2 separate regions of the Homo sapiens genome follow, and region 2 is linked to region 1. Evidence: chromatin loops called from intact Hi-C (ENCODE). Cell type or tissue: dorsolateral prefrontal cortex. All regions are shown on one strand. Links, peaks and the distances in the headings refer to the core of each region. The heading gives the core; the rest is flanking DNA. Region 1 has its middle 25 kb from the start of CDH20. Region 2 has its middle 440 kb from the start of MC4R.

Region 1 (2,930 bases), core at 237-2,736:
AAAAAGATTTGGGGTGATAAACTCTCTTCAGTCTCATATAACTTAAATGTGAGAGATTATGAATGATACTAAACTGTAAAAATACTAGTGAGATGAATACAACAAACAGAAAAGTAAAGATAAAGCAGATGATGATTTAATAAATAAATGAGATATGAGCATATTGAGTTTGTAAGAAATTGATGTGGCATATATTTCTAGAAATATAGTTTTGGAAACTCTACATCTACAACTTGTATGTGTATTATTTTTATAATTTATTCAATTATAGGAAATTTCGGGAGTCATTTAAGTAAAAATCTTATAAACATAATGCATTCTATAATATTTGGCATGAACAGGACTCTAGTCATCCTGCACGGATCTTCACATGGTAACATTTCCATGATGAGATATGCCTAAAAGTAAGATTTTCTAACTACAATTTTAATTAGGCTTCTCAGAAGGCTCGGGTATGCTCTAGGATACCTGGAGGTAGAGCATGCCGTTCTGGAGAATCCAGGAAACCTGTCAAAATTAGACATAAATAGAAAAAAATGAGTAACCATTTCTAAAACTCACACTGTGTCAATGTCAAGCCAAAATAATAAATAACAACAAAATCCTGTCAACCAGTTATTTTTATTTATGTGACACACAAACCGTGGTTGACTAATTTTTTTTCATCATAATTGACCTAATATTTAGTCAGGTATCACATAGAGAATAGTTTTGTCTTTACTTGGACATGTGTTCTGGTTGTCAGATGAGGCCAAAAAACAAACAAAATCAAACCCAGTCTGTGCATTAGTGATAGTACCCTAGAAAGTTTGTCCCTTCATTCATGTAGTGAATAATAATGCCGATGAAGACAAATTGTTAGGCTGGAGTTTAGATACCTTATTAGAGGAGAAAGTAGTTGAAAACTAGAGCATTACAGGAAGATACTGTCTCCAGGGAGGACAGGGCCTCAAGTTATGTGAATACAAGTCAACTGGTTCATTTGTGACTTCTGCTCCGTACAGGGGAAACCAAGACAGCCTGCTCGGTTAGGGGCTGGGCTGGCATGTGCACCTGCAGGCTGTTATCACTGAGCCAGCTCTTCTCTCTGAGCCTGCAAAGCTCCATTTCAGCAGGATGTGGGATAAGGGCAAGCTGGAAGAGTTGTAGTCTGCTTAGCCTGTGGCTGTCACTGACTGCACCGTGTGGATGTTGTTTCAGGGCTGTTCAGCGATGGGGGGCGCCTCTTAACACACCAGCTGGTGGACTGTGAATCATTCTGCAGCAGGAAGCGCATGCATGGCGTGCCAAGGCATTGTGTGTAGTCATCTTGGGGAATATGAAATCAAGTGACAGCACTTTCCTTCACCATTAGTGTGAAGGACACCACAGGAGCCCCGGGGCCCTGGTCACTGTCTCCAGCCTCATTCGGACCAGACTCTGCCGTGAGACTTTTCTGTCACTGGCAAGTGCCTCTTTTAATTGGACTTTGTCACTCAGACTGTACTTCACGGCATTGTTAGAAAAATCCAAATCCTATTTATTTTGTTTGTTTGTTTTTAAAGAGAGAAATAGAGAAAAAAAAGAAAGAGAAACTTGAAGAAAAATACTCTTTTCAATAACTTGAAATTCAACGTTGAAATATAAGCATGGTAGCAATAAATACAGTGCTCTGCAGAAAATCAACATTTTAATATAATCCTTCCAAAAAGGGTAAGCTTTCAAAATCCTTTTGTGCATTTCTTTTAGGATATAGGATTTGGGGCATTCAGACAAAAGAGTAACCATTCCTTAAGAATAAAAGATTACTGCCATAGGGACAGGAGAAACAACAAATAATGAATATGATTAAAACGTTAGTTAATATTTTTTACTATATACTTTTGAAATATTTCCAATTGGCACATTTGTCTTGATGGTGGATCAGATGCATGTGATATTACAACACCCCTCACTGCCCAGCAATGATTGCACTACATTGTTTGTGTTCTCTCTCAGAGCACAAGGCAAGGATTTTCATTAAATGCGTCATTTACGGCTCACTGCAGTGGTTCCACAAAGTCAATACATATCCTTAACAGAAAACAAAGAATGAAGCATGTGAAAGAAACAGAGAGAAAGCAAATGAGTCCAGCAACTGTCAGGAGCTCTAGACACTCATTCCATCCATCCCAGGCTCACTGCTACAGGCACTGATTGCCAGCAAATAGGAAGAGCATGTGTCTAAATTCCTATCTACCCACATCTGGGCCCACTCCATGCTGGGGTTCTGGATCTGGCAGCAAAGTGGGAAATGATGGGCAAGTGCAATTTTGGGGGACATTAAGACCCAACTGGGATATTCTTATTATATTTGAATCCTCAAAGTAACAGGAAATATTTTCCTGAAATGGAGTAAAGTGATCATTTAATGACTTTCCTCTTTCCCAGCAAATAACAAAACCTACTTAAGAGGAAAGCAAAGTGAAGTTCCCTTCTCAATGATATTTTGAGTATCAATCCGTGAAATCCTGGTAATGGTTTAGGCTGACTCTTTATGAAAGAAGTTGTTTTAACTGGTCATAGATCTCTAAAACTAGACCAAGTATACATTATTAACTTAGGTGGTGATTCACTTATCTCACAAACAATTTCTGAATTGATACTATGTGCTAGATACTGTGTGAGGCCCAAGGGATAAAAAGTATCAAGACAGAGTTATTTTCCTCAAGAAGTTTAGGATAGAGCTAATGACCTAGAACCATTGCAAGCAGATACTTGCCAAAAATTTCTGACAAGTATATTAAGGTAAATGTAGTTGTGTCTACAAGGACATAGGTGTATTATTGGTAATAGAGGAAATTTAATTCATCAAAAAAGTCTTAATAGAAGGAAAAAATCACTTCAGATGATGATGGTGGTGTTGGTGATGATGATGATGGTAATAATGATGAGTTTGCTTTATATTACCT
Region 2 (2,930 bases), core at 238-2,737, 490 kb after region 1:
GTTCATTTCATGTAGGTTACATAGATGAAATGAGCAAAATACTAAAAACACATCCTATAAAAACTGACTCAAAAAGAAATAGAAAACCTGAACAGAATTATAGGAAATAAAGGTATTGAGACAGTAATTATAAACCTCCCAGCAAAGACAAGCCCAGGACCAGATGTGCTTCACTGCTCAGTTTTAACAATCCTTTAAGTAATAACACCAATCTCTCTCAAACTCTTCCACAAAATGAAAGAGAAGGTAATGCTGCCTAATGCATTTTATGAAGACAGCATTATGCTGATACTAAAGGGCACAAAAACACTAAAAGAAAATAAAACTACAGACCAATGTCCTTTATGAATATTGATGGAAAAGTCTCCAACAAAATACTAGCAAACAGAATTCAGCAGCACATTAAAAGGATTATACATTTGGCTAAGTGGGATTTATTCTCACTTAGTATATAAATACAAAGATTATTTAATATACAAAAATCCATAGGTATGATGTACCACATTAAAAGAATGAAGAACAAAAATTACATAATCATCTCAATTGATTCAGAAAGAGCATTTGACAAAATTCCCAAAGACAATGTCCACAAGGGTATTTTGTCACTTTTCTTCTAGGGTTCTTATAGTTTGAAGTAATATATTTAAATCTTTAATCCATCTTGATTTAATTCTTGTATATAGTGAAAGGTAAGGGTCCAGTTTTGTTCTGCATAGGGCTAGCCAGTAATGACAGCACCATTTATTGAATAGGGAGTCCTTTACCCATCACTTATTTTTGTCAACTTTGTCAAAGGTCAGATGGCTGTATGTGTCTGGCTTTAGTTCTGCATTCTCTAACCTGTTCCTTTGGTCAATATGTGTGTTTTTGTATCATTACTATGCTATTTTGGTTACTGTAGCCTTATAGAATAGTCTGATGTCAGGTAATGTGATGCCTCCGGCTTTGTTCTTCCTGCTTAGGATTGCTTTGGCTATTCAGGCTCTTTTTTGGATCTCTATGAATTCTAGAACATATTTTTCTAATTCTGTGAAAAATGATGTTGGAAGTTTGATAGGAATAGCATTGAATTTATAGATTGCTTTGGGCAGTATGACCATTTTATAGATACTGATTCTTCCATTCCATGAGCATGAAATCGTTTTCCATTTGTTTTGGTTATCTATGATTTCTTGCAGCAGTGTTTTGAAGTTCTCCTTGTAGAGATCATTTACCTTCTTGATTAGCTGTATTTCTAGGTATTCCAGGTTATTATTTCTGATCATCACAGACAATACTGAATTCTCAATTAGGCTCTCTGCTTGAATGTTATTGGTGTATAGAAATGCGACTGGTTTTTCTACATTGATTTTGTATTCTGAAACTCTACTGAGGTCATTTATCAATTCTAGGAGCCTTTTGATGGAGTCTTTAGGGTTTTCTAGGTACAGAATAATATTATCAGTGAATATAAACAGTTTGACTTCTTTTCCTATTTGTATGCCTTTTATTTATTTCTCTGGGCTAGAATTTCCAGTACTATTTTGAAGTCATAAAGGTAGGCATCCTTGCCTTGTTCAGTTTCTTAAGGGGAATGCTTCCAGCTTTTTCCCATTCAGTATTACGGCTGTACGTTTATCATTGATGGTTCTTGTTATTTTGAGGTATGTTCTTTCAATGCCTAATTTGTTGAGGGTTTTTATTATGAAAAGGTTTTATCAAAAGCCTTTTTTCACATTAATTGAGATGATTATGTATTTTTTGTTTTTGATTATTTTATGTGGTGAATCAAATTTATTGATTTGTTTATGTTGAAACAACCTTGTATTCCAGGAATAAAGCCTACTTGATCATGATGGATTAGCTTTTTGATGTCCTGCTGGATTTGATTTGCTAGTATTCTGTTGAGGATTTTTGCATCTATGTTCGTCAGAGATATTGCCTTGTAGTTTTCTTTTTGTTGTTGTTGTTGTGTCTTATGGGCAAAATACTTAAATAGACATTTCTACAAAAGAGGTATATAAATGTCCAATAAACGTACGAAATCATGCTAATCATCAAGGAAATGCAAATCAATAAAAGCACTAAGAAATACTACTTCATACACTTTAGAATTGCTATTTTAAAAAATAAAACAGAAAATGACACGTGTTGGCAATAATGTGGAGAAATTATAACCCTTGTGCACCAGTGGTAGAAAATGTAAAATGGTGCAGTCCTTGTGGGAAAAGATGGCTGTTCTTCCAAAATTAAACTAGAATTACCATACGATCCAGCAATTACACTTCTGGGTATATGCTCAAAAGAAGTGAAAGCAGAGACTTAAACAGGTATTTGTACACTCATATTCATAGGAGCATTATTGACAATGGCCAAAAAAATAGAAACAACCCACTGTTCATCAGTGGATGAATGGATGAATACAGTGTGGTATATACACACAATGGAATATTATTCACCTTAAAAATGAATAAAATTCTGGCACATGCACAACATAGATAAACCTTGAAGACATTATGCTAAGTGAAATAAGCCAACATAAGCCAAATGAAAAGGAAAAATATTGTATTATTCTACTTATATGAGGTATCTAGACTAGTCAAATTTACAGAGATGGAAAGTAGAATGGTGGTTGCCAGGGGTTGGGGGAGGGAAGAGTGGGAAGTTTCAATTTAATGAGTAGAGTTTTAGTTTGGGAAGGGGAAAAGTTCTGGAGATGGATAGTGGTGATCCTTGTACAACAATGTGTTCTTAATGACATTAAGTTTAATGACATTAAACTCTACAATTACAATTTTAAAAAGTACCTTTATCATCAACTCTCTTGCCTGGTGAAATTCCAACACCAATTAAATCAGAATAATTCCATGAACCTTTGTAGTTGAACTTGGCTGCAGAAAAGTGACAAATATTGCTGACTGATCTTTCTATAAATTTAAACCACAACAGTC

Evidence for each region. A loop is a pair of places that touch in the nucleus more often than their neighbours do. Peaks named below come from ENCODE experiments on the same cell type or tissue, not always from the same donor. Only the 100,000 strongest peaks of a DNase experiment are listed, where the experiment ranks them.
Region 2: it touches region 1 in a loop (3-fold over the local background); 1 of 110 quality-filtered maps calls a loop at or near these places.

Annotation. Positions count from the first base shown.
Region 1 is chr18:61,307,291-61,310,220 of GRCh38, reverse strand. No RefSeq gene overlaps it. Among named protein-coding and RNA genes, the nearest start is that of CDH20, 25 kb to the left of the region's middle. In dorsolateral prefrontal cortex, for the core only: a CTCF peak has its summit at 1,226; a DNase peak (open chromatin) is centred at 1,250; H3K4me3 peaks cover 852 bases; H3K27ac peaks cover 686 bases.
Region 2 is chr18:60,813,730-60,816,659 of GRCh38, reverse strand. No RefSeq gene overlaps it. Among named protein-coding and RNA genes, the nearest start is that of MC4R, 440 kb to the right of the region's middle. In dorsolateral prefrontal cortex, for the core only: no CTCF peak of the experiment used is centred there; no DNase peak of the experiment used is centred there.